2 separate regions of the Homo sapiens genome follow, and region 2 is linked to region 1. The links are chromatin loops, found by intact Hi-C in ENCODE. Cell type or tissue: PC-9. All regions are shown on one strand. Links, peaks and the distances in the headings refer to the core of each region. The heading gives the core; the rest is flanking DNA.

Region 1 (5,373 bases), core at 140-5,139:
TCAGTTCCTCTTTCCTAGATCTGGACAAGGGAGGGCCTGGGAGAAAACCAGGCTGCAGCAATGCAGATTTTCTACAGATGCAAATCTCCCCCACAAAAGACCGCTTTTGCCGGGCGCGGTGGCTCAAGCCTATCTGTAATCCCAGCACTTTGAGAGGCCGAGGTGGGCGGATCACCTGGGGTTAGGAGTTCAAGACCAGCCTGGTCAACACGGGGAAACTCCATCTCTACCAAAAATAGAAAAAAAAAAAATTAGCTGGGTGTGGTGGTGTGTGCCTGTAATCCCAGCTACTCATGAGGCTGAGGCAGGAGAATCGCTCGAATCCAGAAGGCGGAGGTTGCAGTGAGCAGATATCATGCCACTGCATTCCAGCCTGGAGGACAGAATGAAACTCAGTCTCAAAATAATAATAATAATAGAAGACCGCTTTGCAGGGCTGCTTCTGTTTGCAGGAGCAGCCATCTCAAAATATATCAGAGAAGGATATTTTGATTACCTTTACTAGCCTTTCAGGTCTCAGAAGCAGATAGATGATGATGGATAGATGGATGGATAGATGAATGGATGGATGGATAGATAGATAGGTAGATATGAGGACTAAGCTCTGCTTTTTTTTTTTTTTTAATCTTGCCCAAATTCCTATCTAAGGGGTCTGGGGAGTCATGCCCTATAAACCATAAATTCTCATCAGATGAGTTTTATTTAACCCTCTGTTTCATGACTTACTTTCCAATATGATCGCTGAAGGGGTTCACCTTGCCCACTGCCTAGACAGAGCTGATTTATATCAAGACACAGCAATTGCAATAGAGAAAGAGTAATTCACGCAGAGCAGGCTGTGCAGGAGACTGGAATTTTATTATTACTCAAATCAGTCTCACGGAAAACTTGGGGATCAGAGGTGGTTTTTTGTTTTTTGGTTTTTGGTTTTTTCTAGAAGGAGACTTGCTGTCATCCAGACTGGAGTGTTACCGGTGGTGACAGTCTAGCACCTTTTAAAGGTCTGATAGGAAACATTTGTCATCTCTTGTCTCTAAGGGCAGCCACTATGAGACTTCAAAAGAGACTTGGTCTTCACAGTCTTTTATTTTATTTTATTTTATTTATTTTTGAGACACAGTCTAGTTTTGTCACCCAGGCTAGAGTGCAGTGGACCTCTGCTCACTGCAACCTCCCGCCTCCTGGGTTTGAGAGATTCTCCTGCCTCAGCCTCCCGAGTGGCTGGGATTACAGGCGTGCCACCATGCCTGGCTGATTTTTATATTTTTAGTAGAGATGGGGTTTCGCTGTATTGGTCAGGCTGGTCTCAAACTCCTGACCTCAGGTGATCCATCCGCCTCGGCCTCCCAAAGTGCTAGGATTACAGGTGTGAGCCACTGTGCCCAGCCACAATCTTTTATCTTAACCTCAACATTTTCTTTCTGTTGATCCCAGGTCTTTAGACAAACTAAACCGACTGTCAAGCAGAAAATGTTTAAATTTACCTATAGCCTGGAAGCCCCCTGACTTCGAATTGTCCTGCCTTTCTGGACCAAACCAATATATGTCTCGAATGTATTTGATTGATGTCTCATGCCTTCTTAAATATATATAAAACCAAGTTGCACCCCAGCCACCTTGGGCACATGTTCTCAGGACCTCCTGAAGGCTGTGTCATGGGCCATGCTTACTCATATTTGGCTCAGAATAAATCTATTCAAATATTTTATAGAGTTTGACTCTTTTCGTTGACAGATAGACAGACAGATACTGGCATAGGAATAGACAGGCAAATCTAAGACTTTTAATCTCTCTCTTTTTTTTTTTTTTTTTTTGAGATAGCATCTCACTCTGTCACCCAGGCTAGAGTGCAGTGGCGCGATCTCGGCTCACTGCAACCTCCGCCTCCCGGATTCAAGTGATTCTCCTGCCTCAGCCTCCCGAGTAGCTGGGATTACATGCGCTCGCCACCATGCCCAGCTAATTTTTGTATTTTTAGTAGAAACGGGGTTTCACCATGTTGGCCAGGCTGGTCTAGAACTCCTGACTTGAGGTGATCTACCTGCCTCAGCCTCCCACAGTGCTGGGATTACAGACGTGAGCCATCATGCCCGGCCTTGATCTCTTAATTAAAACATCAATTTGCTGGAATAACAGGATGTATTTTTCTTTTATCATGCAGGACGGAGATGAGTAAAATCTCAGTAATCCTCTTCAGGGTTGACACAGCCCCCTTTTTTAAGTATTTAAGTGCTTAAGGAATATACAAAGATGTTGATTACAACATTATTACCAGGAAATATGGCTATCAATTAGAACCGAAGGCTTCTTCTCAAAGGTTAAGACTATTTTCATATTGAGGTAGTTCAGCAGGGCTGGTTTCACAAGTTACAGATCACAAGGACCCCCTGATAAAACAGGATGCGGTAAAGAGGCCCGGACCAAACCTGCCAAAACCTCTGATCATCCTCACCGCTCATTATATGCTAATTAAAATTAATTCTTGTGCTAAAAGACGCTACCGCTACCACCAGTGACTTGACAGTTTTACAAATGCCATGGCAACATCTATACATTACCCTGTATGGTCCGAAACGGGAAAGAGTCCTCAGTTCGGGGAATCCCCCACCCGCTGCCCAGAAAATTCATGAGTAATTGAATGAATAACTGTTGATAACCTTCAAGTCATGTTCAACAGTAAGCAGGCTTCCAAAGCAATCCACCTTGGGAGCTGTAACCCAGCCTATGCTATAACAACCATAAGATGTTGGTTACTTATTTTCTTCTCTGTTCTTTTCTTCCTCCACATGTGGTCATTGAAGTAGAGGGTGTTCACCAATTCACTAGTAATTGATTAACGTCACATTCTGCCCCCTGGAGGCTGCCTGCAAGATTCATGAACTTGTTTTGCTTCTGAAGAATGAAGATCCTGAGGTCATGCGACCTCCTTGGCGATGTCCAGAAGTTTGATTGACGAAGGGACGCAAACAGCTTTGATCATGGGGGAATCTCACCTCCCGCCCTACCCACCTTACAAAGGAAGGTCAGATTCGAGAGTTTGGGTCTCCCATCCTCAGGCCGTGGCCAAATTGAATAAACCTTTCTCTGCTCCTAAGCGCCCACATGTCAGTGCTTGGCTTACAGCGTGTCAGGTACTCAAACCTACCCTTTGGGGTTCTGCAACAGTCTTTTGACTCGATGGTAACATTGCGTCTCCAACTAAAGAATCTTATCATAAATTTCTCAAATGATTGATGTACTGATCAGTGTGTAACCTGCAGACACTAAATAGGACACTGATTTCTTTTAAGGTGAGCTGAAGTCTGAAGTTCGACTGATTGTCTTGTGTGTAGGCATTCTTATCCTGTATGATGTCATCTGTACCCCATGATGGTGATGGTAACCTCTGTGTTGTACCCTCTAAGGAAAGGAGTCCCCCTCCATTGTTTTTTGTTGTTGTTGTTGTTGTTTTTGAGATATATTTTTGCTCATGACACCCAGGCTGTGGTACTGTGGCACAATCTCGGCTCACCGCAACCTCCACCTCCTGGGTTCAAGCGATTTTCCTGCCTCAGCCTCCCAAGTAGCTGGGATTACAGGCATGCACCACCATGCCTGGCTAATTTTTTTTTTTTTTTTTTTGTATTTTTAGTAGCGACAGGGTTTCACCATGTTGGTCAAGTTGGTCTCAAACTCCTGACCTCAGGTGATCCACCCACCTCGGCCTCCCAAATTGTTGGGATTACAGGCATGAGCCACTGCGCCCAGCTCCCCCTTCCTTCTTTTAAACTTTCCTAAAAAAAACCTTGTGACAGACTCTGAAATACCCCCAACCTTGTTGGTGTGTCTTCCTGGGTCGATCATCACATTTGGCTTCCAATAAACCTTTATCAAATTATTTCTGCCTCAATAGCCTTAATTTCGGTGGACACTCTGGACTGCTTAATAAATGGTGCTGGCACAACTGGCTATCCATCTGGAAGAAAATTGAGTCCTTTTTCATACCATATGCAAAAATAAATTCCAGATGGCTCAGAGCTTCAATGTAAAAAATTAAAATCTTAGAAAAAAATCCAGAAGACATGTACAAAACAGAAATTAGGAAAATCCTTATAATTAAAAGAGAGAATCCAGAGACCTTCAACAAAAATATAGATCTATTTGATTACATAAAATCTAAAATGTCTGTATGGGAAAAGATACAAATAGACAACTAGGCCAGGCATGGTGGCTCACACCTGTAATCCTAACACTTTAGGAAGCCAAGGCAGGCGGATCGCTTGAGGTCAGGAGTTTCAGACCAGCCTGGTCAACATGGTGATACCCCATCTCTACTAAAAATACAAAAATTAGCCAGGTGTGGTGGCGTGTGCCTGTAATCCCAGCTACTCGGGAAGCTGAAGCAGGAGAATCACTTGAACCCGGGAGGCAGAGGTTGCAATGAGCCAAGACTATCCCACTACACTCCAGCTTGGGCAACTCTGTCTCAAAAAAAAAAAAAAAAAATCTGCATGTGACTTTTTTTTTTTTTAAATAGTTAGGGTCTCACTATGTTGGCCAGGCTGGTCTAGAACTCCTGGGCTCAAATAATCCTCCTGCCTCGCCCTCCCAAAGATGTGGGATTACAGGCATAAGCCACCATGCCTGGCCTTTTTTCTTTTCTTTCTTTCTTTCTTTCTTTCTTTTTTTTTTTTTTTGAGAAGGAATTTCACTCTTGTTGCCCAGGTTGAAGTGCAATGGTGCGATCTCTGCTCACCACAACCTCTGCCTCCTGGGTTCAAGCGATTCTCCTGCCTCAGCCTCCTGAGTATCTGGGATTACAGGCATGCGCCACCAAGCCCGGCTAATTTTGTATTTTTAGCAGAGACGGGGTTTCTCCATGTTGGTCAGGCTGGTCTCAAACTCCTGACCTCAGGTGATCCACTCACCTCGCCTTCCCAAAGTGCTGGGATTACAGGCATGAGCCACCGCGCCCGGCCCTTTCTTCTTTTTTTTTTAATGGGAGAAGGAGCCAATGCAATGGCTACTCTTTATTGGAAAGAAGAAACTTTGCAGCACATTTTGGGTAACTTGGTGCAGGTGCTCAGTACGTCAGCTGGCGGGGCACCAGCTTGTAATGGGTTCCATAGCTGGGGCATCACTGGGTCTCGCCTTTGTGCAGCCCAAAGCAGGTGATGGTACTGTTGTCCTCTACGCAGATGCAGCCCACTCTTCTCTTGTTGGTGATGGAGAGGACTAAATTAGGGTCTTCTTTGGTGCCTGAAGCTGCCTTTAGGGGTAGTATATTATATGGGTCCGGTCCCTTCCTTGCAGCCATGATGACCTCCCTCTCCAACGCAGTTGCCTGCTTGTCATCAGTAGTGCGATGCTGTTTGCAGGGTAAATAAATTGGAA
Region 2 (5,373 bases), core at 77-5,076, 70 kb before region 1:
CATCCCCTGCCCCCTGCTCCTCTCCCAGGTGTATTCCCAGCCTGAGCACCACGCAGAAATGTGCTTCCTCTCTTGGTTCTGTGGCAACCAGCTGCCTGCTTACAAGTGTTTCCAGATCACCTGGTTTGTATCCTGGACCCCCTGCCCGGACTGTGTGGCGAAGCTGGCCGAATTCCTGGCTGAGCACCCCAATGTCACCCTGACCATCTCCGCCGCCCGCCTCTACTACTACTGGGAAAGAGATTACCGAAGGGCGCTCTGCAGGCTGAGTCAGGCAGGGGCCCGCGTGAAGATTATGGACGATGAAGGTGAGAGGTGGAGGGGTCAGGGGAGCGTGAGCGGGAGGAACAGCATGAAAGATGGATGGATCTGCAATGCCATGGCTGGGGGTGTCCCAGGGCAGCCTGCAGGGGCGGGGCCAGCACTGACAGCAACTGACAGCCAGGAGACCAGGCCTGGGAGCGCGGGCCCAGGGTCAGGGCAGAGCCTGACTGCTTCCTGCCTCTTCGTCTCAGAATTTGCATACTGCTGGGAAAACTTTGTGTACAGTGAAGGTCAGCCATTCATGCCTTGGTACAAATTCGATGACAATTATGCATTCCTGCACCGCACGCTAAAGGAGATTCTCAGGTGAGGGTCTCCCTCTGGCCTCATCGTCTGTCTCCTCTCGCCTCCTGCTCATCCTCCTGAGGCCTCCCCTGGCCAGGCCCTCCTGCCCTCCGTCCTGCCCCCTGCCTGCCCTCATGGTTACACCCCTCACCCACACTCCTTGTGCTCCTTCCCCTTCTTGCCTCCTCCCTCTTTCCTGGGCCCCTCCTATGAGTGAGAGGCCCCTTCTGCCTCCAGAGCAACCTCCATCCACCTTCGAGGCCGCCCTCCCCACAGCCTGGGATCCCCAACCTGGCTCCTTCCATCTCCCTGGCATAATCGAATTTGTCATAAAACTGGACGTAAGTGGGCATGAATATTCACAAGGCCGACAGCCAGAAGCTTTGAGCAACATCCTTCAAGGCCGACCTGAGTCCCTGAGAAGGAGCAGCCTCTGTGGAAACTTCAGGCTTCGACTGCCATAGAAGATGCCCCCGGGCCGGGTGCCCACAGGGCAGGCATTTATTTTCTCACAGATCTGGAGGCTGCAAGTCCAAGGTGGAGGGGTGGGCGGGGTTGTGTCTTCTGCAGCTGCTCCTCTTGGCTGGCAGGGGGTCCCTTCCAGCCCTGTCCTCTCTGGCCTTTCCTCTGTGCACCTGCACCCCTGGGGTCTCTCTGCCTCTAAATGTCCTCCTCGTTTATGGACCCCAGTCAGACAGGATTAGGGCCCACCCTAAGGGCCATGAGTTAATTTAATCACCACTTTAGTGGACCTGTCTCCAAATACAGTTATCCTGTGAGGAGGTGGGGATGAGGGTTTCAACATATCAATGTGGGGAAGATACAATTTAGTCCATGACAATGGGTCAAGCTTGCGTGGGGCATGCAGGGGTCCCTGTTCTGTGTGTCTGTCTCCCAGGCGAGTCCTGCCCTGACTCTCACAGCCCCTCCCTCCAGACCTTGCTGCACCCTGGGCCCCACCCCATGGCTTCCCCACCCAACAGCACCCAGCCCGGCCTCTGCTCACGCCTGTCCCTTCTCAAATCTGCCCCCAACAGGGATGGAGATGCAGAAAGAGCCAAACAAACACTCAGTGATCAAGGTCCCAATTGAATAAGATTTTTTTTTTTTTTTTGAGACACTGTCTCCCTCTGTCGCCCAGGCTGGAGTGCTATGGTGCGATCTCGGCTCACTGCAATCTCTACCTCCTGGTTCTAGCAATTCTCTTGTCTCAGCCTCCCAAGTACCTGGGATTACAGGCTCATGCCACCACACTGGCTAATTTTTGTATTTTTAGTAGAGACGGGGTTTTGCAATGTTGGCCAGGTGTTGAGTAAGATTTTGCAAAAGAGTAGGCTTGGATAATGGGAGGCTTGAGATGCCAGGAGCTCTCCAGGAAGCACAATAGAAAAAGGCAACCAGAGACCAGAGAGGCCATAGAAAGGGATCTAAGGCCCTCGGGAGAGACGGGAACTGAGCACCTGGGTCTTAGACCGGAGGAGCAAACTGCAAGACAGGGTGGCCGGGGACACCAGCCTCCACCCTTCTGTGACATAGGGACAAGAGCTCAGCCTGCCAGGGAACAACTCTGGGCAGGAGATGTGGAAGGAAGGAGCTCAGTGTGGGGGCACGCATGGCATCCTGGGGGGACATCTGAGGGCACCCCCACCCGCTATTCCTCCCTCCAATGGTGGCCTTTGAATGTGAAGGCAAGGGGGAAGCAGACACCTGCCCCTCACTCTCCCTCCCTACCACATAGCTACCGGGTGGGGGGCGTCCCTGGGATGATTCCTGAGGGCAGGATCCAGGAGTCCCTCTGGAGGTCCTCCCATCCAGGTGAGAAAGCAGCATAAAGTGAGACCTGCACTCAGATGGGCCTGTGAGGTCACTCACAGCGCAGGTGTCTCCTGGAACAAGGGCCCTGGAAGATAAAATAGAACCCAAGCCCAGGACTACCATCAGGGCCAGGACAAGCCTGCCAGGGAGGGTGCACATGAAGCCCCAGATCAGGGACCACTGCCCGCTCTGCCCACGGGGCCTCTGCTGCCCCTTCCTGCCTGGTGGCCCTGCTGGGCCTCAGCCTGGCCTCCCCCTGCCCCTGCCCCAGCGCTAGTCTCTCTCCCCTCTGGTTCCTCTGCTGCTCCCACTACCAGCCAGGCTCTTTGCCCTGCTATGTGGTCGCCCCTTTACAGCTTCTGAATGGGCCATCTCCCCCACCTGCCCCAGCCCAGGCCCCCTGCTGAGACTCTCCCCCGAAAGTCACCCCTTTGCTATTGCTCCCCGCCCTGGGATGGTGCTCCCTCTCTGTGCTTCTCGCCATTCCTGAGCTCAGGAACTGAGAAAATTGAACCAAAGGATGATTGGAGCAATCAGGCATTTTGTTCTCAGCACTTCCATGGAATTTCTGCAAGATTTACTTTGTTTCAACACAAAGTCTTAGGAGAGGATGTGGGGGAGGGAATGGTCTCTGTACCAGAAAATAAGTCACTTCTTCCAAAGATGCCTCCACTGTGAACAGAGGAGGATGCACATGACTCCAGACACAGGCTCCTCCTCCGTGAGCACCATTCACCTTTTAGAATGAAACCTGCAACATGGAGTGTAGGAAAAAATATGATGATCAGGAGAAATGCTCTTATTTTAAAGTTTAGTAAGAAGAGAGTCCGGTTCCCAACAGCTCCCTCCTGCAGGGCCTGTGATGCAGAGGCTGGACAGGGCTGGCCCGGAAAGGGGCCCCAGCTCCATCCATCCCCATCTCTGTGGCCTGGGCAGGTTACCCCGCCTCTCTGTGCCTCTGGCACCTCGTCTGTAAAATAGTGATGGCCCCCTGCAGGCCTCAGGCACATACCATGAGCTCAGACCCTCACAGCACTTAGGAGAGTGGCCTAGGCTGGCCGGGCACAGTGACTCACGCCTGTCATCCCAGCACTTTGGGAGGCTGAGTCGGGCAGATCACAAGGTCAGGAGTTCAAGACCAGCCTGGCCAACATGGTGAAACCCAGTCTCTACTAAAAATACAAAAACTAGGTCTGGCCGCGATGGCTCACACCTGTAATCCCAGCACTTTGGGAGGCAGGCGGGCAGATCACAAGGTCAGGAGTTCAAGACCATCCTGGCTAACATGATGAAACCCCATCTCTACTAAAAATACAAAAAATTAGCCGGGTGTTGTGGCACGTGCCTGCAGTCCCAGCTAGTTGGGAGGCTGAGGCAGGAGAATCGCTTGAAACCAAGAGGCAGAGGTTGCAGTGAGCCGAGATTGTGCCACTGCACTCCAGCCTGGCGACAGACTGAGACCCCGTATAAAAATAAATAAATAAATAAAAGTACAAAAATCAGCCGGACGTGGTGACACAAGCTCGTAATCCCAGCTACTCAGGAGGCTGAGGCAGGAGAATCACTTCAACCCGGGAGGTGCAGGTTGCAGTAAGCTGAGATCGCGCCACTGCACTCCAGCCTGGGCAGCAGAGGGAGACTATGTCCCAAACAAAAACAAAAACAAAAAAAACAAAAAGAGTAGCCTGGGCCTGGGAATTCGGTGTGATACCAACGTAAAAAGAATCATCATCATCGGACAGGTGAAATGTGAGGAAGGAATTGAGCTGAAATGTTCAAGCAATTATTTTAGGGCGAAGAGTTTTATTGTCTGTTGCATTTTCCTAATGGGTTGGGAGACGTGTGGCAGAAAAACTGGGAGGTTGAGGGTGTCCCATTGGTAGGCCCAGAGCTGTGGTTCCAGCTGGGAGAGGTCACCCCGGCCCTTCTGCCCCTGCCAGCATCCCCTCCTCTTTCTCTCTCCCAGTCTTTCTGCCTGGGAAAGCAGCAGACATTCCCAGGGCTGTCCAGTGAGTGGTGTTCAGTGGGCATCAGCTCCGAGGAATCCAGGGGGGTCTCTGCATTGGGGTTTCTCTATTGTGCCTTCAGAAACCCGATGGAGGCAATGTATCCACACATATTCTACTTCCACTTTAAAAACCTACGCAAAGCCTATGGTCGGAACGAAAGCTGGCTGTGCTTCACCATGGAAGTTGTAAAGCACCACTCACCTGTCTCCTGGAAGAGGGGCGTCTTCCGAAACCAGGTAGCACCAAAGTCCTATTTACACCCCAAATAGGAGCTAAGCAGCTAGGAATGCAGAAAACACAATAAGTGACGTGCCTGGCGTGGGCTTTCCTGTGTGTACTTTCCTCTTACATTTCTTTTTTTTTTTTTTTTTTGAGACAGAGTCTCACTCAGTCACCCAGGCTGGAGTGCAATGGCGTGATCTCTGCTCACTGCAACCTCTGCCTCCTGGGTTCAAGCAATTCTTCTGTCTCAGCCTCCTGAGTAGCTGGGATTACAGGTGCCCACCACCACACCCAGCTAATTTTTATTCCATTTTTAGTAGAGACGGGGTTTCACCGTGGTGACCAGGCTGGTTTCGAATTCCTGACCTCAAGTGATCCGCCCCCCTCGGCCTCCCAAAGTGCTAGGATTACAGGCATGAGCCACCACGCCCAACTTCCTCCCACATTTTTTAAGTCCGTGGCCCAGATCTTCCTCCCTAACTTTCCTGGGATCAGATTGTCGAGGGGTTTTGCCTCTTACCAAAAGGCCTTGTTTAGCGCCCAGCGCCCTCACTCTTGACTTTGTTTCCCAAAATCTTGTCATGGAGCTGTGCGTCCGGCAGTCCTCGGGAAACAGCAGCTGTGGGAAGCGGTGGGTCTGGTGTCCAGCACTGTGCCTGGGCCAGTCACTGTGGGCTGGTGGGGCCGCCCCCGCCACTGCCCTGATTCCTCGATGTCA

The links. Peaks named below come from ENCODE experiments on the same cell type or tissue, not always from the same donor. Only the 100,000 strongest peaks of a DNase experiment are listed, where the experiment ranks them.
Region 2: it touches region 1 in a loop (3-fold over the local background); 2 of 110 quality-filtered maps call a loop at or near these places.

Annotation. Positions count from the first base shown.
Region 1 is chr22:39,115,227-39,120,599 of GRCh38, forward strand. It overlaps the pseudogene COX5BP7. Among named protein-coding and RNA genes, the nearest start is that of APOBEC3H, 21 kb to the left of the region's middle. RefSeq lists enhancers at 2,515-2,614, 2,625-2,774. In PC-9, for the core only: CTCF peaks have their summits at 2,856 (motif pointing left) and 3,055; a DNase peak (open chromatin) is centred at 2,845.
Region 2 is chr22:39,044,913-39,050,285 of GRCh38, forward strand. APOBEC3F (apolipoprotein B mRNA editing enzyme catalytic subunit 3F) reads left to right here. Exons shown (of 7, transcript NM_145298.6): 3 at 29-308; 4 at 516-630; 5 at 4,513-4,669. Among named protein-coding and RNA genes, the nearest start is that of APOBEC3F, 6.7 kb to the left of the region's middle. RefSeq lists an enhancer at 4,400-5,373. In PC-9, for the core only: no CTCF peak of the experiment used is centred there; a DNase peak (open chromatin) is centred at 1,959.